Linked DNA regions of Homo sapiens: region 1 is linked to region 2. The links are chromatin loops, found by intact Hi-C in ENCODE. Cell type or tissue: heart right ventricle. All regions are shown on one strand. Each heading gives the region's core, and the rest is flanking DNA. Links, peaks and the distances in the headings are about the cores only. Region 1 has its middle 8.0 kb from the start of PALMD. Region 2 has its middle 46 kb from the start of LINC01708.

The links. Peaks named below come from ENCODE experiments on the same cell type or tissue, not always from the same donor. Only the 100,000 strongest peaks of a DNase experiment are listed, where the experiment ranks them.
Region 1: it touches region 2 in a loop (2.9-fold over the local background); 26 of 110 quality-filtered maps call a loop at or near these places.

The regions. Positions count from the first base shown.
Region 1 is chr1:99,632,128-99,644,138 of GRCh38, reverse strand. No RefSeq gene overlaps it. Among named protein-coding and RNA genes, the nearest start is that of PALMD, 8.0 kb to the left of the region's middle. In heart right ventricle, for the core only: no CTCF peak of the experiment used is centred there; no DNase peak of the experiment used is centred there; H3K27ac peaks cover 5,332 bases.
Region 2 is chr1:99,527,789-99,539,799 of GRCh38, reverse strand. No RefSeq gene overlaps it. Among named protein-coding and RNA genes, the nearest start is that of LINC01708, 46 kb to the right of the region's middle. In heart right ventricle, for the core only: no CTCF peak of the experiment used is centred there; a DNase peak (open chromatin) is centred at 5,717; H3K4me3 peaks cover 1,103 bases; H3K27ac peaks cover 3,212 bases.

The DNA.
Region 1 (12,011 bases), core at 2,559-10,558, 100 kb before region 2:
TAGGCAGAAAAGGCTGGAGCTGGGAAAATCTGGGGGACCTGAGTGGAATCCTGGAGCCAGAGCTCTGATGGTCTTGACAATCTCCCTTGGACTGCAATACAGATTAGGATGTTTCCACTCAACTTCGCCTCCCTTTCTCTTTCACCTGCCTCTTAGACATGTCCAGCTCCAGCCTTTTCTGCCTGTCCTCCCATGTTCTCTCATACAGTCATTTCTCCTAATAAAATTCTGTACATTTAACCCATCTTGGCATTTGTTTCTTATAGGATCCAGAATAACATCATCATTTCCACATCTACTGTATTTTGTTTACTTAATCTTTTATTGTCTACCAGAATGTAAGTTCCAGGAGAGGAGAAATTTTGTTCAGACACCTAACACAGTGCCTGACACATCAGAGGTTCTCAATAAATATGTGCAGAATGAATAACAAATGCTTAAAAAATTAACAAGTATTAGTATTGTCAACTAAATGAATGAATAAACACATGATGAGACACATCAGTTGTCAGCAACCAAAGTAGTCCAGTGTTTCTCAGGAATTTTAGCATTCTTGCCATGCTCAGTCACTGGCTGGGAGTAGCCCCTGGGAAGCATAGCCTTGAAGCAAACATAGGAATGGATTTCAGAGTGAAACAGCTTGGGACTCTTGGGTCAATTATGCTCCTGGAGTTCAATGTCTGAGAGGCACTTTCTCATCAGCCATAGTGATAAATGCTATGGAAAGAAAATAGAGCAGGGAGGAGAATAAAGATGGCTAAGGCAGGGAATGTTGCAATTTAGAATTGGGTCACTAAGGTAGCCTCAGTGAGAAGGCAATATTTGAGCAAGGTCTTGAAGAAGAGGTGAGAGTTCGTGATGAGGATATTTATGGGAAAAGCATATCAGGAAGGGCCTGTGCAAATGTCCTGTGGTGGGCCATACCTGCCATGTTTTATGAACAAGGCTAGTGTGGTTAGAGAGCTGGGACTAAGAGAGGGTTAACAGGAAATTTGGTTGGAAATGTAACAGGTCCCAATTCATGCAGGGTCCAGTAGGCCATTGTAAGGACTTTAGCTTTTAGTCTGTGTGGGATGAGAAGGCATTGAGGTGTTTTAAGCAGAGGAGTGTTTTGCAAGTGTGAAACAGGAAGACTAGATAGGATGTTATTACAGTAATCCAGATGAGAGATGATGGTGGCTTGTGTCAAGGTGGTAACAATGAGAGTGTTACCACCTTGGTTGTACCATGGTTGTACCATGGATAACTTTTGATTCTGTTGGTGGATTGGATATAGGGGTTTAAGAGAAAGAGAGGATTCATAATCACTCTTTGCCTGAGTGAATAGAAGTCGCCATCAATTGAGATAGTGAGGTTGATGAACTAGGTTTTTTTTTTTTTTTTCTTTTGAGGGAGAGGATGGATACCAAGTTTTGGAAAAGTCAATTGGTTCTCCACATGGAGATGTTGAGTAGGCAATTGGATATACGAATTTGGAGTTCAGGAAAGAAGTCTCAGGTGGATTTATAAAATTTATTGTAACTACGGAAGGATCACAAAACATCCAGAATTATAGTTCAAAAAGCAGTATATGTTAGCGAACTAGCTTCCATTAAATATTAACCTTATATTAATGACCAAATTCAGCCTTTGTAAAATAGATATATAATAGAGCACTATCTGCTGTCATTTATCTTATTGAACTACTTTTACCAAGTATTTTTGTTGTTTTCCAGCCAGTGTAAACGAGGATGGCAAGAGTTAAAAGTTACAGTCAATTAGTTGACATTATATTAGGAGGTAGGGATATAAGCGATTATGAGACAGTGCTCCTTCTTACAATGAATTTACTGTCTGGCTGGAGAGATAAGACGCGTGCTCAAAACAATTAGAAGACAAAAGAATAGTAAACCAACCGTTGTTGTATTCCGATGAAACAAAGTGCTAACTATTGCACAATTTGAGCCCAGAAAAGTATATCATAGTGAATGATAGTAGTGTGTGGGATTAGCAGTGAGTGCAACATGAATTGAAAATTGAGGTTAATGTGAGTTGCAGGAAAGCGACTGCAGGGAGAAAGTAGACTTTAGAAGCAGAGAAGCCATTTCTAAGCATGAGAGGGGGTGAAACAATGTGTTAGAGGTCCATAAGGGAGAGTGTCCTGTCTGGAGCAGAAAGGAGAAATTAGAGAGATTGATAGAGATATACATTTATACATAGAACTTGATGTTCAGGGAAAGTGGGAGAGAAAAGATCAGATTCATATTTTAGGGAAATAAAACTGCCAACTGTCTCAGAACATATAGAAGGAGGGAAAATTCAGGTAAAGAGATCCATCAGGAAGGGTGACTATGAAAGAGTCTGTAGAAAGAGCCTGTAGAAGGAAACTAAAAAATTGCTGATGTTCCACAAAAGGAAAGGTCCCCAGTGTTCTTCCTCACCTTCAGAAGGTCTGAACTCAGAGACCACAAACTGGATGAACATGAAGGACAAAGTAAGTAGAGGAGAAGTGTTTAAGGTGCTAATACAAATGTGTTAGAATCCAAGGGGGATGGCAATGGGAATGACCAATAAGGAAGAAATCTACAAGAAATTTCAATAAGAGTGTTCAACTGGAGAGAAGGATGAGAATTTGATAGGTTCCAAATGAAGTACAAAATAGGAGCTTGAATTGGAAATTTCAGATAGAAAATCACAAAGAAATGAAATCTAATGAAATAGTGGCAGGAGAAAATTGAAGGATGCCGAAGGCAGGATGTATATGTTGAAAACATCTCTAGAGCCTTTTTGAAACCAGATCCCGTGTTAAAAAACTGGATGCTCATTCTCCTTCTCACTCTTCTCTCTTTCTTTCTCTCTCTTTTTCTTCCCGTCTTTCTCTCTTTATAACTTCTCAGACTTCTGGAGGCCAGAAGTAGTGTCACGCTAAGAATACGGTGTTTATTTTTTATACGACATCTCTGAAGGAACCATTAGAAAAATCTTCACTTTCAGATTTACCATGTGCTAATGAGTGTGTTTCTATTTTCTTTTGTTTAATCCTTGACCCTTATTCTCTCACATCACTGGACAAGGTGAGTTTTTCATCGACCTTTTATTCTTTAGTAGACCATTGGAAGGGATTTAATTGCCATAGGCAAGTAACAAATAGTATGTGAGTAGGTTGACCACATAAATCAAATTAAAAAATCTGACCACATAAATCAAATAAAAATTATTTTGATTTGTTGGTACTATAACATACCCATTTCATTGTGAGGTAATTTGAGCTTTATGGTTTAAAGAGTAAATGAGGAAAAAATAGTAGGCTTCAAGACAATCTACAGTACAGATGCTTATCTTACTTGAACTCTCCATGACACTGGGCAGAGTTAATCTCTCCTTCTCTCTTCACTTGGCTTCCAGGACACCTCTCTTGATTTTATTTCCATGTCATTAGTCTCTCCCTCTCAGCCTTCTTTGCTGGTTCTTTCTCCTTTTCTCAATGTCTTAAAATTGCAGTGCACTAAAGCTGCAGTTGTTGGTGATCTTTTCTTTTCTATTCCTTTCCAGTCACTCTCAAGATCTCATTTACTCTCATTTTAATGCCATTTAGATGCTAAGATTCATGCATTTATTTATATCTCCAGCCTAGACTTCTCTTCTGTGCTGGAACTCCCTTACCTTAGAAATCTGTATGCCTCATTCTCTCACCTTCTTAGGTCTTTGCCGAGATGCTACCTTCTCAATGAGGCTACCTTGACTACACTATACAAAACCACAAATCCCTCTTTCTGAAACTACGAATCCTCCTCATCTCGCTCTATTTTTTTTTTTTTACCTTTGTCATGTTCTGTAATACTATATGACACACTTTTCTGGGGGGTTTATTGCCTGTCTTCTTTCACTAGAATGCAAACTCCATGCAGAGAAGGTCTATTTTTTATCTGTAGTCTAAGTACTTAGAGCAGACTGGTACATAGTGGACACAACAGATAATTGTTGAATGGTAATCATTGTGATCCATTTGATTGCACAATATGTGTCAAATGCCTTATAGGCCTACTTAATGGATTGGGGAAACTGACATTCAAAAAGATTAACTAATCTACCAATGGGTGATATATCTAATAAGCAGTAAAACCAGGATTTAAATCTAGAACTGTCTGGACAAAAGGTTCCATCTTTATTCACCATACTATCCTACCTCTATTTTTTCCTTAGTTGCAATGAGACACCACAGCACAAGGTTTAACCAGACGTAGAATACAATATTATGCATGATTCACAAATTCAATCATTTCGATGATTTGTGGAATTGATTTTTAAGACTGGAAACAGTTTACAACCACTTTTTGACATTTGCTTAAAGATTAGAATATAACATTTTGTAAGCAAACAGAGTCCACAATCACTTTTTCTTTGAAATTTGCTTGAAGCTTAGACTATAATTTTTTGTAAGCAAAGTATTCCAGAGATAGACCACTACAAAAAAAATTCTACTTGCATGTAATCAAATAGTGTGTGTGGTTAAGCATGCTGCTGTCTCTTTAAACAGCTATGCAGTGCTTTCCAGCTAAGTCTCCTAGAGGTCAAACAACTGCTCCATTTAGTGGAAAAGGATATTTAACTAAACCAATTGACTTTTTAGAGATAAAAGGTGCAGCTGTTTTCTGAACACAGCCTAAGTTATCTAATATCCTATCAAAAATAACCACAGATAAAAAATAACCTATTACCAAACCAAGCACACAGCAAAGTCTCCCCAAATACCCATCAAACAAATTGAAAATGTTCTATAATTTATTTCCCTTCTCATGTCCATGTAACATGAGAAACCAATATTTAACATATTTGAGATCTTACATCTTAGTTTCCTCTGCCTCAGTTTACAAATGGACATGAAAATAATCAGCATCATAGAAAGTATTAGCATAGCTTTAAACTGGAGAAAAAGCAGGAGGCTAAACAGTCTGTAATTATCATTCCACAAAGATCAAGTGCTATAGGGTACCTCAGCACAGTGCATTTTTCTCTATCAATTTCCCACTTACACGTCCACACCTTGTGGTGCTTTTATACCCTTGTACAGTGTGTACCATACAGGAGGATGAAAAAGACCATCTAGGTTGAACTTTAGATGTATTTGTTATGAGTAAGAGCATTCAGTGTGGACCATTTGCCTTATTCACTTTCCTTCCTTTGTTAGTAGTGTAAGGAAGCCGCCCTTCCCTCAGCATTGTTTTCGGATTTGGGTGTATTTAAAAATGCTGTTCCACTGTGATACCTTTACTTGACACTTTCATTTTTAGCCAGTCAATTCAACATAATATTTAAAATATTTGGACCAAAAAGTGTTCCTGAAATCAAAAGCATTTTGAATACGTTAATAATATGTGGTAGTGCATACTAAACTGGATGTTTAAATTATCCAGGTTGCTTCTGTGTGTGCTCAGCTGTTTTATGAGCTTTAAAAATGTGGGCTTTTTTTGATTGTTGTTTTGAGGGTTATTTCTCCTTTTCTCTCAAAGTTTGTGATTTTAGTTTAAAGAGTAACTGATTGTAAGTTTTAGCATTTGGGTAGTTTCTGCCCTAGATTTGCACAAAGAAATACTAAGTGGGGTTTCTTCTATCAACTGAACTTGTTGCATTCCCTTTTTCTCCTTAAGTTTGAATCTCAATTTTTGTTGGTATAGCAAAATAAATACCCTCAAATTTATATTGATCTCATAAATGCAAATAGAGAAATTAAAACTGATCGTTGAGAAGCTGCCTTGCCTATAAAGAAGTCATTGATTCTGTAGCTCTACTAGACTCCCAAATGTAGATATGGACCTAATATGTGTATATAAAATACTTACATTCCCCCATAAAGTCTTGAAGAACAATTTGGCCGTCATAGGAATACAATTTGGAAACTGAATATGGAATTGTAAAAGGATGTCACCGCTAAGTGGAAACCCAGTACTTTGAGTTCTGATCACGTAGTCATTCATCTATCCATACATCACGTAGTGATTAAATATCTGTTGACTCTGTAACTGACATCATGCTATGTGCAGAAATAAAGATAAATAAGACAATGAACTTTTTTAGTGGAGAAGATAAGAGGTACACAGAAGACAAGTTAATACTGCATTAAAAGTGAAAAGTTCACCAAAGTCAGAATCAGGACAAGGAAGGCCAGAGTTCAGAGAAGTCATCCTAGCAGAGATAGCAGTTGACCTGAGCGCTTGAGTCTTTCAGATTTGGACAAGTAAGAGTTAATTAACCAAGAGAATGATTCCGGGATAGGAGGTATAGGGAAGTAAGGGGGACACGGCACAGTCACAGCCCCTGAATTTCTAGATCATTATAGATAAACTGAATAATTTTTCTAGGTGCAGAATTTTTAGTAGGTAATGGAATGACATCTTACCAAATTGTCCATGAACAGGCTTATACATCCCCAGGTTATTATGTAAGGTATGTGATATTCAAAGACTCTATGTGTATACATATATACACATATATATTATAAATATGTTTGTGTCTATTAATGATCCTTAGCTAATTCATGTACATCAAAATCTTGTTTCTCTTCCATTAGATAGTTAATGAATGTAGATGGTTTTGGAATCAGAGGTACTGGCTTATTTTCCAACCTTTCCATTTAGTAGATGAGTGAACTCAAGAAAATCACTTAATATCTGAGAGAGTGCATTTTTTCAGGTGTACAATGATGGGAATAAGAAATATGTCAAAAATTTTTTTCATCAAGATTAAATTAGTATTTAGGTAAAGATGGTAATAGGCTACAATAAATGCTTAATAAATGGCAACTTTACTATTACTATTTACCTTATTGTACAAGTCCAGTTCTTAGAAATGTATATTAAATCTTGCAGGCATATTATTATTTCTTTCAGTGCTTTTACATTTGCTGAATGCCTCTTTTAACATATATAACCTAATACTGCAATTGACTTGTTTGGGAGAAAGACCAGAGTCTCATTCTTCCCCACGAACCAAGAAGCTACCAGATATCTTCATTTCCAGTATGAGAAAACTGAGGCATAGATGGACTGACTGATTTGGGCAAGGAGCCAATTCATTAAATAATAACACTCCTTGTCTTCCCATTAGATTCCCTATGGAAATCTTGGAGGGCTCGGTCTGAGGTCTGATTCTTTGTCATTATGGAAATATCGTATAAGATTATCCAATTAGATTGGTTTCTAGGCAGAGCCATCACTCTGAAGGCTAGGGTGCAAGCCAGTTATGTTAAAGTGGATTTACATGGCAAAGCAAGAAATGAGCCAGCTGTCAGTGTGTCTGCCTTTCAGTCCATTTCACTATTAAGAGTGAAGGCTCTGAGGTTTCATTTACCAACAGATTGGGTTCCAGACAATTGTAATTCTAGCTTGAAGATTTTTGGAAATAAGTATTTTGAAAGATGCCAACTGAAAGTTTACTTCCAAAATTTTTAATGGCCTCTCTTTGGAGAGATGAATACTTTGTAGGGGCCAGGGTTTATTGCATGCCTTAGATAGGCTTTGAAAGCGAAAACTAAAAAATAAAACCACACATTTTCCATCTAGGAGTTTTACTCTTGCATAGTGTAAAAAATAAAATATCTTTGTTATTTCATCATTAGATCTGTCATGCAAAGTGAAATTCTTTTGGGTTTATAGCCTTCCTTCCCCTCCCCTCCTCTTTCTTTTCTTCCCCTCTCCTTTCTTTCCTTCCTCTCCTCTTCCCTCCCCTCCCTTCTCTTCTCCCTCTTCTCCTCTTCCTTTTGGTGAGATTCTAACTGTAGGAGTTAGATTGCTTAATGGGTGCCCAGGGTAAAGACTGAAAGAATTACATTATGCAGTGAAGCAGTGGTGTGGGCAGGGTGAGATTTAAAAGAATATTAAGTTCCAAGAAATATAGTTGCCACAAACAGGTCTGTAGGAACTCCTTTAGAGCTGGAGGTTAATTAGAGTCCTTACTTCCTGTGAAATTTGAAGGCCTAGAGCATAGCCCAGATAGTGACATAGGGAGCTGCCACTTTGTACCCACATTAGTTGGCCATCAGCCACTTAAAAAAAAAAAACTCAGCAACAAAAATATTCCTTTGTATGTATTTAATTTCAACCTCATAACATAAAAAATACTTCAGAGAAAACATTTAAAAGCAATTTAAGTGTAAATTTCTTTCTGAGTGAAATTCCAAAGAGCAGTCTACTCTTCCTCACAGGCCTTGGAATTCTTAAATATGAAATCCTAAGCTATTTTGGTATTGCAATAGTAACCAGCCTTCTAAAGGGAGTCCCTGAATAGAATAATAACAGTAATTCAGTTGAGAAACAAAGGTCAAACCAGATGAATATCTCGTGTTAATTTTGTCCAAGGCTTTATTAACATACTATGGTTTGTCCGTTTGACATTTGATTTTTATCAAGCTATAGTCTTATCCCCACCCTTTATTTATATAGCTCTTTTGGAAATGAATATGAATGAAATAAAAATCACAACCTTTTAGGGTGTGGGGCAGATCAATTTTCCTTTCTTTGAATTTACCAAATCTGTTTGTGTGAGGAAGCAAGGAAATGCATTTTTTGGGGCCTAATGGAGTAAGTACATTATTATGTTTCCCAGAGCTATTGAAGGCAGTAAGCTCACTTCTAAGTGAGCAAGGTAAACACCCCTCAGTTTTGTCCTGAGCTTTGTATGACTACTGGGTCTTCTCCCCCATCCTAGGATCTACTAAGCACAAATGTACATATGACAAATGGAATGTAAACAAATGATACCCCATGGCTACACAGCAGGGGAAATGTACAGAAAGGTTCTTACATGCCATTACAAATGGTAGCCTCCAAGTGCCAAGTTAATTATGAAAAGGAGAAGCAGTGACTCCCTAACATACGGCTCAAAATAAAGACGGGTTTGTCCACAAAAAAGAATGTAACAATTCAGTTCTGTGCATTTGTTTATTGATGATCTCTTTTTTCCCCTTACGTCTTGACATTCCACCAAAGCAGGCTGCATGATCTTCCCCTTAGGAAACAACTCAGAGCTTAGGTTTATTTACAAGCTTTATTCTACTAAAGAGCAAAATGTTCCAGCTGATAGAATAGATGTTACATGGCAGCCTACTGACCTCTCTATTTGGGGAGAAATATTCAACTCCTACAGAGAAGTCCTAAATGTTAGCTGATTCATGGTCAGTTTTTTTTCTTTTGTATTTACTGAAGACCAAACCACTGACTTTAGTTTATTTCTTTTTTTTTTCACCAGTAGGATGTTTCTCTACTTCATGTCAGATTCTGCAATAAAAAAGTAGCTTTGGGCTGCGAATTTGAGCTTTATAATTTTTCACCTCCATTAGCTTCAAAGGCACCAAGTTCAGGCTACATTAGAGTTTCACCTTAACAAGAAAAGGATGGTAGGGTGTTGGGTAGGAGGAAGCCTAATCTTCACACATTTTGGGAATGCTGTGAGATCAGGGTATTTGCATGCGGGCTTCTAGGAGAAATGGGGAGACAACTATAGAACTGATCCTTTGATTCTGGGGCTCCAGGAACTTCTAGAAGCACACTGAGTAGTAAGAAAACTCACCTTGATATAGGAGACTATTGAAAAGACACATATTTCAGTTTAGGATGCTGATTATTTTTGGGGGAGAGATACTTTTGTGTGTATGACATAAATGTCTCTGATTTCAATCTGAAGGAAGCTGACCTCAGGTCCTCTCAGTAGGAAGGGGTATAAAAACTAATGGAGAATTATGCCATTTGGGGCCTAATAAGATTAACTCTAAAGACTAGGGAGGAGAGGTCCTAGCTCCAAATTGGTGAGCTCTGAGCATGAGTAAGTAGAGAGAAGAGAGAAGTCCAGAAAGAGAGGACCAGCATGATTGAAGTAGCAGTTGCTAGAGTACAGCTTATCAGAGGATGGGGCAGAAAATTCCAACAAAGAACTAGGAGAGCATGGGAGCCCCCTGGGATGAATGAAAAGGACTTGGACTTTTAGGAGTGGCACGCACTCACAGGCTAGGAGCTCAAGAGTCAAAGATAATTGCAACTGTTGCTATGTCTTTCGTGGTCTCCCTGGCTCTCTAGGACTGGTGTGGCCTGGGGAAGATCTTTCAGGGCACAACGGCCATTCCACTACCAAGATGCAAATTAAACACTCTATAGAAAAAGATTACAATTTGAAGACAAGCTGTATTTTTTCTAAAGTCGCATTGTTAAAGTATTAGAATAAGAGTTGAGAGCCCTTGCTTCATACAGCAATATTGCTGCAGCTTTTATTCCTATTACTGACAATAGCTTTTAGTTCTTTTCACCAAATCAAGGAGTTCTAACAGATTTAGTACTTGTAGCTAACATTCTGACTCAAGTGGCATGCATAATTAATTCCATATCATGGCCAGTTTAATTTCTTCCCTTTCATCCAAAAGTACACAGAGGTCGTGATTATATCCTGTATCCTCACTACCTGAATGAAGCCCATCTTGCCCCTTCTCATATTCCTTCCCTCCCTTTAACCACAGAATTGTCCTTCTAAGGGAAAACACAACTAACTGAATCTATTTGTTAATCTACCACCTCTCAAAGTGTCTAGGTCAAACTGAATAGTATATTTAGTGGAGAAAACACTTTCCATAGTCTAAATGGAATGTGAGCCTATGCATTCATGCTTTACTGAGTGGTCAACTCATATATGAAAAGAAGTGATCCCAGTACGTTAGGCATTCTTAGTCACAGGATGAGATAGGAAGTCAGCACAAGATACAGGTAGCAAAGACCTTGCTGATAAAACAAGTTGCAGTAAAGAGGCAGGCCAAAACCCACCAAAACCAAGATGGCTGTGAAAGTGACCTTTGCTTGTCTTCACTGCTCATTATATGCTGATTATAATACATTAGAATGCTAAAAGACACTCTCACCAGCACCAGGACAGTTTACAAATCACGGCAATGTAGGGAAGTTACACTATATGGTCTAAAAGAGGGAGGAACCCTCAGTTATGGGAATTGCCCACCCCTTTCCTAGAAAGCTCATGAATAATCCACTTCTTGTTTAGCATGTATTCAAGAAATAACTACAAGTATAATTAGTTGAGTAGCCCACACTGCTGCTTTTGCCTATTCTTTTGTTTCTTTGCTTCTCTAATAAACTTGCTTTCACTTAAAAAAATAAAAAAGAAAAGCAGTGATCCTTTCCTTAAGGAACTAGCTTGAAATAAGTAGGCCTACTGTGGGAATTACGTTCTACATACCATGTGTGTGTCCACTGGTCATGAGTTGGTGCCTATGTGGTTGGTTGGAAAGGATAAGTCGCTTGGAATGACAAATATAATTTTGGGTTCAAACATGTTGCTGGGAATCAAATGATAATTGGAAGTCTCTTGAGATCTGAAACTCTGTTGGCAATGTGAAAGTTTTCAGTGATGCACACCTTGAAGCCATGATTGTTGTGGCATGGTTGATTTCATTCATTCAACAAATATTTATTGTGTATTTACCGTGAACCAGTTACTGTATAAGGAGTCGGTGATGGAATTGAGTAACATGGAAGCTGTCTCTGCCCTCTTGGGTTTTAGCCTTCAGTGGTGGAAGATGCGAGAGAAGCAAACAGAGTCTTAGATCATGGTAAGTGCTATGAAGAAAACAAAGCAGGACTTTGAATAGAGTTACCGGTTAGGGGTGGCGGTGGTAGTGAGATGTGTAGTTAATTTAGACTGAGAAATCAAGGAAGGCCTTTGAGGAGATAACATTTGAATTGTCTCAAGCTAAAAACTCAGGGTTCCTTCTGAATTAGATTCCCTTTTTCTTAGTTATGGACCTATGAAGTTCAGCTAAATATAGTACTTATTTGGTTTTTATTTGCTCCTTCTAAATTAGGCAAACCTTTTTTTCTCTTGCCATGTAAACATTTAATAAGCTTGCAAATTGGGCATAGGGAAGAGTTTCTTTCCTTTTAAGAATCACAGTAAATATCTCACAACTAGGGGAAGTTGCCTCCAGGTAATTGGTGTTACTTTACAAAAAAGAGACTCATGACTTTAATAGCCAGGCTTTA
Region 2 (12,011 bases), core at 2,351-10,350:
CTTATATGTGGATTTCCTTTCGCCTCTGCTATCTCTGAGGCAGCAAGAACAACCCCTTCTCTTCCTCCATTCCTCAGGCTACTCAACATGAGGATGATGAGGATGAAGACTTTATGAAGATCCACTTCCACTTAATGAACAGTAAATGTATTTTCTCTTCCTTATGATTTCCTTAATAACATTTTCTTTTCTCTAGCTTACTTTATTGTAAGAATACAACATATAATACATGGAAAATATAAAATATATGTTAACTGTTCATGTTATCAGTAAGACTTTCTGTCAACAGTAAGCTATTAGTAGTTAAGTTTTTGGGGAGTCAAAAGTTGTATGTGAATTTTTGACTGTGTGGGAGGTCAGCACTCCTAACCTCACATTGTTTAAAGATCAACTCTAGACAGAATGGAGTGAAACTTGGAGATCCAGATGGATAAATAATCTATTTGTTTATTTATTTGAGACAGTTTCTCATTCTATTGCTCAGCCTGGAGTATAGTGGCATTATCATGACTCACTCTCACTGTAGCCTTGACCTTCTGAGATCAAGCAATCCTCCTGTCTCAGCCTCCCAAGTAGCTGGGACTACAGGTGGGCACCAACATGCCCAGCTAATTCTGGAGACAGAGTCTCCCTATGTTTCCCAGGCTGGTCTCAAATCTCTGGGCTCAGGTGATCGCCTCATCTTGGCCTCTCAAAGTGCTGGGATTACAGGTGTGAGCCACTGAACCTGGTCCATTTATTTATCTTTTGGTAGTCAAAAAAAATGAATAGCAAGGAGTCTGAAATGCACTATAGGAAAAGATGGTAGAATTAAGAAGAGGACTGATTTTTGGGATAACAGTGCAGGATAGGCCTGGCTTCAGAGTCTAGTTATTGGGCTGGATCCTAAATTAAGGACACTAAAATCTTTCTCCTTATTTAGATTCCCTAATTTGGTCACATGAATTAGCTATAATTGCAGGTTGGTCTCTACTGTAGTTTGATGCTAATCTATGCTTACACTTGTAGAGACACTGAAATAACTGCATGCCAAGAAGATGACGTTCACATTCACATCCTGACCCCGTAGCTATAATTGGACCTCTAGATCTCCTACTTCAGAAAGTATATCAAAATACAAGTGAAAAGAGTGTTTTTGGAAAAAAACAAAAACAAAAACAAACCTTGGACTTATTTAAATTCTTTGTGGAATAAAGAATTTAACCTTTTCCAAAGAGAGATCTGGCCTTTGCCCTCAGCTTCTGGGAGGTAATCTCTATGTTCTTGCAATGTCATACCTGATAGGAGTGTCTTATTTGGGAATTTAGGCTGTGCCAGACAGCCTAACAGTGCAATTTATAATGGAAGTTTTGAGTCATGTCAACCAAAATTAAGGCTGCTGAGGCAGAAATAATTTGACAAAAGTTTGTTGGAAGCCAACTGTGAGGACTGACCTGGGAAAACACACCAAAAAAGTTGGGCATATTCCACAGTCCACTACCAGTTGGAAGGCTTTTACAGGAAAGTTTAGAAGAAGGGAGGAGGACTCCTCACACCAAAATTGTCCTTTTCATTGTGGGGTGCAATACGGAGGTTATAATCATTGGCTACAGATTACAACATAAAAGCTAAAATGTTCTACATGCAAGACAACCAGTAAAAGTTCATGACTCAGAAACAAATCAGTGTTCTTTTCGATGTTAGTAGGTTACGTATTAATTAGTATGTCAACAATTTGAGGAACTCCCGACAAGATTTGAGGAACTCACGACAGGATTCTTTAGTCAGAGTCAGGATGTAAGCCTTTCAGCCTAACCTAACCTGCATCCTAAACTGTCATCATAAGTATAACAGCATCCAGAGAGCTCTGTGAGTCTTTCTAGTGCATTATTAAACCTAAGTATGGTCTTAGAGATCCTAAACTTGAAATGGTGTCAGAAGTGGGGGTAGTCTTGTGGACTACCCTTTAACATCACACTCAAAAAGTAAATAATTTGCAAACTATGTTCCTGTAATTACTAATCATGCTAAATTAATCTGTGAAGAACTGTTAACATGAACATCTGATATAAGAATAATGCTGATGGCTGGTTATTGAAAAGAAGAGAATTTGGGATTTAAGCACCCAGCAAGTCCTCTGAGTACTGAAGTATTCATTTATTCATTCAACAAATATTTGCTGAGTTCCTGACTACATGCCTTAAAAATACAGTCCCTTCAACCGGGATGATCCCTAGTAAAGAAAAATGATAATAATGTCTAATGGAGATATTTGATTCAATTCAAACAAGAATCAAACAATTCTAATAGAGGTAGAGACATAAAAACTGTCAGGTCTGTTTTGTTGTAATACTTAGAAATGTGTTATTTGGAGGCAGGTAAAACCGGACTGGCTACCTGACTGGTGATTTTCAGTACCACATGTACTGTGACATTCATTGTAACCTTAAGCTCTTTCCCACTTTTCTCATTTGTAAAATGGGGATAATAATACATACTTCATAGAATTGTTGTGAGGATTAAATGAGATGATGTATTAAAGGTACTTAAGGTCAGTTACATAATCAATACATGTTATATATATAATTAATATGCTCAGATTTATCTTCTAACCAATTTTTTTTAGCTGAATGTGAGAAGGTATTGCTTTCCAGCATACCTATGTTAATTTTAGTGGCTACTTATTTCCTTAGTCCCAGGAACTATAATGGCATCAAGAGTGTAGGCCCAGTTTTGAACTCTGTAGTTTAGCAGAAAATTGCTAATGAACAGGTTTTGGATTTATCTAGTAGTGGTGACTTCAATCACAGCTTCTTTTGCTGCCTTTTATTTTGTCAGTAAAATACCAGAGGGATTTGGGTGTTGTATATACAAGGTATAAAAGCCGCAGAGAAGGTGAAATTAGACTTTGTAATCTCATGGCTTTTAGGCAGGAGAAGGATTATGAAGCACCTGGTGAGAGTAAAATATTCATTAATTTAGTCTATAGCAATATGCAAATGTTTAGATGGTTTCTCATCTGGGGTAACTCAAGCTCTGCCCCTAAGACATTTTAATTGTGCAGAATATATTGAGCAGGCAGGACTAGCATGAAACCCTGGTGAATTGGTTATTTCTGAGATTTTATTCATTCTCATGAAAATATGTATTAGACTTTAGTCTACCCTATCAAATTTACAGGATAAAGGGAAGAGACTACACAACATGAATAGCTAAACTAACATTTTATAAAATCAAAATATTTTGTCTTGAATACATTATTTTTTAAGGCAATGTTGTCAAGCATGGTACCTTCTGCACAATCCTGCCTTCAAGCAATTTAGCCATTGTCGTTCGGTGTACTAATATCTTCCAGGTAATTATATCTCACACTACTATCACTCCTTGGGCTCTGCTCTCTTAATTCTCAAAATTTATTAATCTTGGCCGGGCGCGGTGGCTCACGCCTGTAATCCCAGCACTTTGGGAGGCCGAGGCAGGTGGATCACGAGGTCAGGAAATCAAGACCATCCTGGCTAACATGGTGAAACCCCGTCTCTACTAAAAATACAAAAAATTAGCCAGGTGTGGCCCCTGTGGTCCCAGCTACTCAGGAGGCTGAGGCAGGAGAATGGCGTGAATCCGGGAGACAGAGCTTACAGTGAGCCAAGACCGAGCCACTGTACTCCAGCCACAGAGCGAGACGCCGTCTCAAAAAAAAAAAAAGAAGTATTAATCTTGTTGGCTAACTCTCAGATTGTACTCATTTTTAAGTAAATTGCTCAAAGTCACAGGGCTAGACAGTGGCAGAGCTAAAAAATTTAGTGCTAGTTCTGCCAGAGGCATTTGAACTAGAGCAACTCCATCTTGAATAGGAGCTGTGTAAAATAAGGCAGACATAATGGGCTGCATGCCAGGAAGTTAGGCATTCTTAGTCACAGGATGAGATAGGAAGTCAGCACAAAATACAGGTAACAAAGACCTTGCTGATAAAATAAGATGCTGTAAAGACGCTAACCAAGACCCACTAAAATCCCGGTGGTGACAAAAGTGATCTCTGGTCATCTTTACTGCTCATCCTATGCTAATTATAATGTATTTGCATGCTAATAGACACTCCCCCCAGTACCATGACAGTTTACAAATGCCATAGCAAAGTTAGGAAGTTACCCTACATGGTCTAAAAAGGGGAGGAGCCGTCAGTTCTGGGAATTGCCCACCCCTTTCCCAGAAAACTCCTGAATAACCCACCCTTTGTTTAGCATATAATCAAGAGATAACTATGAGTATATGCAGCCCATGCCACTGCTTTGCCTATGGTGTCGCCATTCTTTATTCCCTTACTTTCTTAATAAACTTACTTTCACTGTACTCCGTGGACTCGCCTTGAAATCTTTCTTGTGTGAGATCCAAGAACCCTCTCTTGGGATCTGAATCGGGACTCCTTTCCCATAACAGTTCCCTCTTCAGTAGACCTATGGTTCCGAAACTCTCATATGCATTAGAATCACATGGGAAACTTGTTGAAAATATATATGCCTGGTTGTGATACACATAAGTCCTGAATCACGATGCCTGGTACAGAGACCAGAAATCTCCATTTTAAACAAACACACCTAGTGATTCTGAATTAGGTGATTGTAGGACAACACCATAGGGATCACATATGAAGGCTCTGAGAGCAAAAACTATTAGTTATTTCTGCATCTTTTAAACATCTTGTGCAATTTAGGGTTAATGCCACTCCTTTTAGGAGAGAAGAAAACAGAACTGGTTTCCGCAAAAGGGAAATGCTATTTTCTTTTTCTCTGCCTGTCTGATGCCTCTGCTAGAAAAGGCATGTATCTAACTCTTTTTGAAGTTTTAAGTTGAAGCTAAGCTTTACTAATGGGAATCCTAGAAGTGGCTTCTATTTGTGATATTCATACTGCATTAGGGAAGAATGTGGAAATAATAGAAGCAAATAAAAGCTTCAACCATGAAATGTTCCTCTTTCTGGAAAATCCACTGAAATCCTCTATAGCCGCTGATTAAATGCCACAGACCCACCCTATTCCTGCTTTTTGTTTGGTCTCATTGACTCCTATCAACCTCTGCAAGTAGTTACCAGGAAACAACAACATTCTAACCTTTCCTAAGACCTACTGCTCCTTCCCAGAAATATCTAAGCAAGCCATCTCATGAGAATAAAAAATTGCCTCTGGGTTCATTCGGGTCGTCAGTCTCTGGAGGATGGCAGTTTCTGTAGCAATTTGACACTCCTACTTTCTACTGAAATTGGAAACTGCCACCTTTCTTTATATTAAGTAAAATTCAGCTTTTGGCATGAGCTTTTACTGTCTTTTTTTAGCCTCAGGTTTTGCTGGTCCTAATGGGAATTACTTCCATTTTTACAGTGCAAGTGCTAGATATATAGTGTCAGAATAAAACACCATGTTCTGCGGGGCTCCCAGGAACTATAACTGTGCCATAGAAACAACAAAACAAACGAATGAAGCAGGTTTTATTTATATCAGTTAATAGTCTGCATATACATACGTCTTCCTGTAAACTAACAAAGATGATATATTGGAAAATTTTCTTAGCAATATTCTGAATTAAATGATTGTATTTAATTTTCTCATCAGTAAAATGAAGTGGTTAGACTAGATTAGGGGCCAGATTTGATTAGGCTCTCTTTTCATGGTCGGTCTCTTTCACAGTTACCCAATGCTGCTGTTAAGGAACAAAGGCAGCCATGGAGAATACATAAATGAATGGGCGTGGCTCCGTTCCAATGACTATTTATAAAAACAGGAGGCGGGCTGCATTTATTCTGCAGATATAACTTGATGACCCTGGATGCAAAGGTATTTTCTAGCTCCTTGATTTTTAATTTTATTCAAACAAATTGAAAGCCAGCTGTCATTTGATTACTCTTTGGCTAGATCTTTAGTTTTGTCTACCAAAGGCTACTGAAATTAGAAATAATAATAATAGTATTTTGTACTGAAACGTGAATGTGTTGTGAACGTGATAAATATTTTAAAAATATTTAGTTGAATCCTCTCAAACAAACCTAAAAAATGGTAACATTATTATGATCAGTATTCACAGATGAGGGAAACTGAGGCTCAGAGAAATAAAGTAATGTGCCTGTCGTAAGTGACTGTCGTAGTTCGTTCAGGCTGCTGTAACAAAATACCGTAGACTGAGTAATTTATAAACAACATAAATTTATTTCTCACAGTTCTAGAGACTGGGAAGTCCAAGATCAAAGTGCCAGCAGATTCGATGTGTGGCGAGAACTCTCTGCTTCATAAATGATGCCTTGTTGCTGTGTCCTTACGTGATGGAAGAGGCAAGGGGCCTCTCAGTCTCTTTTATCAGAACGTTAGTCCCATGTCTGAGGGTGGAGCCCTCATGACCATATCACCTCCCAAAGGCCCCACCTCTTAATACCATCACTCTGGGGGTTAGGTTTCAAGATATGTACTTTAGTGGGACACACACATTCAGTCCATAGCAGTGGTACAGTTGGGAGTCAGGTTCAGATATGTCAACTTTGAGAACTTCATTCTTTGAGAGCCTATTTGATTTTTTTTTTTTAATGAGATGGAGTCTCTCACTGTCGCCCGGGCTGGAGTGCAATGGCACCATCTCGGCTCACTGCAACCTCTGCCTCCTGGGTTCAAACGATTCTCCTGCCTCAGCCTCCCAAGTAGCTGGGATTACAGGCACCCACTACCACACCAGGCTAATTTTTTGTATTTTTAGTAGAGATGGGATTTCATTATGTTGGCCAGGCTGGTCTCAAACTCTTGACCTCATGATCCACCCACTTGAACCTCCCAAAGTGCTGGGATTACAGATGTGAGCCCCCGCGCCCAGCCTATTTGATTCTTAAATACCATCCTCTCTACTGATTTACATGAAGGTAGAATATTTTTGCATCCCAAAGAATTAGCCTGTGTGCTAATCCCTTATTGGGGAATGAATGTAGAGCAGGAATGAGAGGAAAGGGAAAAGAACAAGGAGAGGGCAGCCACAGAAAAGAGGGGTTTTTAAAGATATATTGTCAAACATGTCAGAGCCTGAGGCAGATAAGAACTAAGAAGAAACCACTGGATCTGAAAAGTAGAAAGTGTCTGATGACTCTTGGGGTAATGGTTGGGGCCAGAAGAAAGACTGCAAAAGGAATAATAAGTAAAAGTAAATGTAGCCCTGCCATGTCAGAAAACTGGCAAGATAGATGGGAGAAATGGATGGTTATTTCCAGCTCTCCTAATCTTTTCATTCTCTCTACATGGAGCATTTAGAAAAACAAAAACAAAAACCAAACAAACACATATCCTTTCATCAGCTGATTGCTATGCTGCTTGGCAGGGTTGTCACAATTTAAAGATCAGGACTTAGTCTTACATGGGAGCAAACACTTCTTTGTGGCAGAAATTCATTAGTCTTGCTCCCAGTCGGCTGGTGACAGAATGGGCACTAAGGTTTTCTTCTTGGAGGCTGGGAGTGTTGCTTCAGCATCACTGAGCTCATTATTCCTTTACTTTCAGAGCAAGATGAAATTAAGAGGCCAGCTTGTTAGGAAGTCAGTTCACTGTGTCATACAGATCTAAGAGGAATGTTGGAGCAAGTGCTGCTCCTGAAAAACATACATGGTTATTGGAGTAACAAGCAGAATTCTGTTGATGTTTGCTTTCCTTAGAAAGTAGAAGAAATGGATCAATTATGGCAGGGTTCAAAGCTCTCTATAGCTGAAGAGAAATATCTCCAAGGGCCATAAAAATAAAAAGACAGTTTGTTCATATCAATCCCTAACATAGAAAAATATCACTGGCTACATTTCCAACTATCTATTTCTACTACAGCCTTCAAAGTGGGGACTGGGAATCTCGTGCTTACTTTGAAGAGGCTTGAAATGATTGCCTCCTTTTGCAAAAATCTTTAAATTGAACAATTATTTTCAAGGCAGATTGTCTATATTGAGTCATTCTGCAGAACTAAAAAAAACTTAGTATTTTAAATGCATTGTCGTTTGGAGCACTTTAAGATTAAATAAATCGTTATCTTGGGTGATGCAATATGAAACCTTGAGTAGAGGTCAAAGAAGTTCTATGACATTTACAGATGTTTAAAAATAGTACTTTAAAATAGAGAAAACTATGAATTACCTTTATTAACCATAGTGATATAATGAATAATGGCATCTACCAATAATCAATCTCAAACCGCAATTAGTCACGACACAAGGTTCAATCTCTCACTAAGAGCAAATATTTTACTAGAGTAGCTAATAAATAACAAATTGATATGATTCCACTTAAAAAAATCATGTTTCAATTTTGATAAGGATGATTGATAAACAATGATAAACATTTATAAACCTTGATAAACATTGATAAAAATGTTTCATGTTTCAATTTTGATAAGGATGATTTGTAACCTTCTCAAAGAATTGTTATTAGAAGGTAAGAGGTAGGGCAAAAGATTTGAATAATTTGTCCATGTAACTGAGGCTTGGCTAAAATAGCATGTAATGTAATTAAATTATTTAGTGAACACATTGGTGGTGGTGTACAGCTTTTAGGACTTTAAGGGATATGAAACTTTTCATTTTCCCTTAATTATAATTATTCTTGTACTTATATTTCTATTAATTTATCTGTAAAAAGGAATTTAAAAATCTTCATATAATACTGTAGAACGTCATTAATCCGTTATTGAAGAACAGGAATATAATTATTAATTTATCTTTCTTATCCTTTTATTTATCTTTACAATGTTTGTTTAGCTGTGAATTTAAAAACCTTTAACTGATTCTGCTGTTAGCTCTAAGGGCCAATAATTACCTTCTCTTAGAGATGCAGCTTAAGTTATTTATCATAGTGGAATTAAATGTTGCCTAATTAGATTCTCTTGATTTTCTCCATGGGTCATTCTTAGACAGATGACTGAAGACCTCTTGTTTGAGGACACATTGGCTTAGCATGCAGTGTCTGACACAGGGCCCCGACACGCAGAGAGTAGGCGTGATTGTGATTTTGAGTTTATATTCTTCTGAATGGACTTTTTTTTTTTGGCTTATCATTTTTTTCCAAGTTAAATCTAATTTGACATAATTTTATAGACAAACAAGATTCCTATGTTGCTTATCATTTGTCTTTAAGTATTAACCAACTTTGCTTGGTGATGTTGAAATAGACTCTAGAAGTGAGCAAATCACCCCAGAGTTTCCTCAGGTGCTATTATTTTTGGGGTGCTATGTGAAGAAATAAAAACAAACTCTAAAACACAAGCCAGGTGTGCATACAGCTCTAGAATGAAAAGGTATTTCTGTTATTTCTTAGGGCAAATTTTACTTTTTGAGGATCTGTTTATTAGTATTTTGAGTATTAGTCATGAACTTAAAATATAAGTATAGTAGGCTTATAATTACTACCCACTAGTAATTTCTTTTATATTGAGACAGCTTCATTTGTACTGAATGTATAAAATTAATAATGATATACATGGATACTTAATTAAAAACCAATTACTGAGTTATTTTTATTTATTTTGACAATAGGAATTTATTCCAAAGCTTTGCATATGTGAAAACACGGATCTCCTCAGGGTGTTGTTGGTAGTCTAGACATAATAATAATGTAACTTGTTTGAGAAATCTTGTTCTTCTATGGGCAATCAAATACATGATTACTGAAGAAATCAAGTATTCAGAATCAGTTTGTATTGAAACAAACCCTCTATAGTCCCAGCTTACAGATACATTAAAATTGTAAGTCACAGAGTCCAAGTCTATTTTTTATTGGAAAGCTTAAACCCCAGACTTATGATAAGAATTTTCATAAAGGAAGCTGAACTTTATTTCTGGAAATATCAGATATTGTAGTTTGTGTATTTATTTTGGTGAGGCATTTCTTAAAAGGGAGCCATTTCTCAAAATTAACTTTTAAAAATTTCTGAATCTTATTTTGCCTCTGTATTAAAGGTGTTTATCTCTCATTTTGTTACAGAGATAAAAGATAAAAAGGACAGTTTTAAACATTATTGATTTCAATATTTAATTGACCTAGACAATTTACATTGATGTCACTAAGAATTATGCATCCACCTCTGAACATAATTAATTTATGAACTGTTAGAGTGTCATTTTTTATTGAGTAGTTGTTAAGAGTTGAACTGTATACCTCTAAATTCACATGTTGATTTCTTAACACCCAGTACTTCAGAACAGAATGTGACTGTGTTTGGAGACAGGGTCTTTAAGGAGATAATTAAGTTAAAATGAGGTCATTAGGGTGGGTCCTAATCCAATATGACTGTTGTCTTCATAAGAAGAGGAGATTAGGAAACAGACATAAACAGAGGAAAAACCATGTGGAAACAACGGGAGAAGACAGCCATCTTCAAGACAGAGAGAGGGCCTCAAAAGACAACAACTTTGCCAATACCTTGATCTCAGACTTCTGTCTTCCAGGGCTGTGAGAAAACAATTTCTTATTTAAGCCAACCAGTCTGTGGTACTTTGTTATGGTAACCTGAGCAAGCTATTATAATACAGTTACAGCTATAGCTATGGAAATTCTAAGGCCAATCTCTGTCCTCTAAGAGGTTGTATGAATTCCAAGCCCTGGCAGTTGTAAATGTTATCGTAGTCAGCTTCTCTGTCACCTGGTTTATTTCCTCTGACTCCTTGTCAGGTAGATAGAGAGAGAGTGTTGCAATGGATACTGAGAATGTGATGCATCCTGGTTCATCCGAACTCTGAATCTACTTTCCCTATGGCTCCATGTACTTGTGTGTAAGAAGTCAGGTTGCATGGACACGTGTGCATACCTGTATGTGAGGGTGTATGTGTGTATTGAAGAGAAGTTAGAGTATAGTACTGCTTAAGAGCATGGACTCTGCAACCAAATGGAGCTGAACAGCTCCACATTTACTGTGTACTATTGGGTAAGTTATTTAACCTCTCGGGGCCACAGATCTCTCATCTAGAAAATGGGGTCAGTGACAGTTCCTACTCTCATAGGGTTGTGGTGAATATTAATTGATTAAAGTATTTAGAATAGGGCTTGACACACAGTAAGAGCCAGGTCAGGCATAATGATCTTTATTTCATAGGGCTACTGTGAAGACCAATTAAATGATACAGTGGGTTTGAAGTACCTTACATGGTGCCTGGAAAGTAGTAGGCACTAAACACCTGTTGTCTTATTTTTCATCCTCAATATTCCCATAATCTCAATATGGTATTAAGGTTATACTCTTAACAAGGGCACCAAGGTGTGGGAACTGCAAAGGCACTTTAAGATCAACTGATTTAACTATTCACAAACAGGTGGAGGATGGTGAGGCACATCAGAACACAGAACTACAGTCTCCCTGTTTTCTCCTTCCTTCCATGTTGATGTAGTTTGGATATCTGTCCCCACCAAATTTCATGTTGAAATGTGATCCCTAATGTCGGATGTAGGGTCTGGTGGGAGGTGTTTGGATCATGGGGACAGATCCCTTATGAATGGCTTGGTGCCCTCCCCATGGTAACAAATGAGTTCTTGCTCTGTTAGTTCATGTGGGAGCTGGTTGTTGGAAGGAGCCAGTTTCTTGATTACTTTCAGTGAAAAAATAAAAAATAAAAATAAAATAAAGGAGCCCAGCACCTCCTCTCTCTCTTGCTCTCTCACCTGTGACACATCTGCTTCCCTTTTGCCTTCCACCTGATTTAAAGCTTCCTGAGGCCTCACCAGAAGCTGAGCAGATGCTGGTGCCATGCATGTACAGCCTGCAGAAACATGAGCCAAATAAATTTCTTTTCTAAGTTACCCAGTCTCAGGTATTCCTTAACAGCAATGCAAGATAGACAAATACATACATCAACATGTTGTCTTCCTATCATGCATCCTTTTTTTTCTCTCCCCTGCCTCTCACATGAGGGAGAATCTCATTTAATACAATCAGTGGTTGGTGGTAGATAGAAACTGGGCAGAAGAAACCAGATGTTAGTAAGGACTTGGCAACGGTTTCATTGTTCTTACAAATGTGAACATGTTTTATTTTTCATA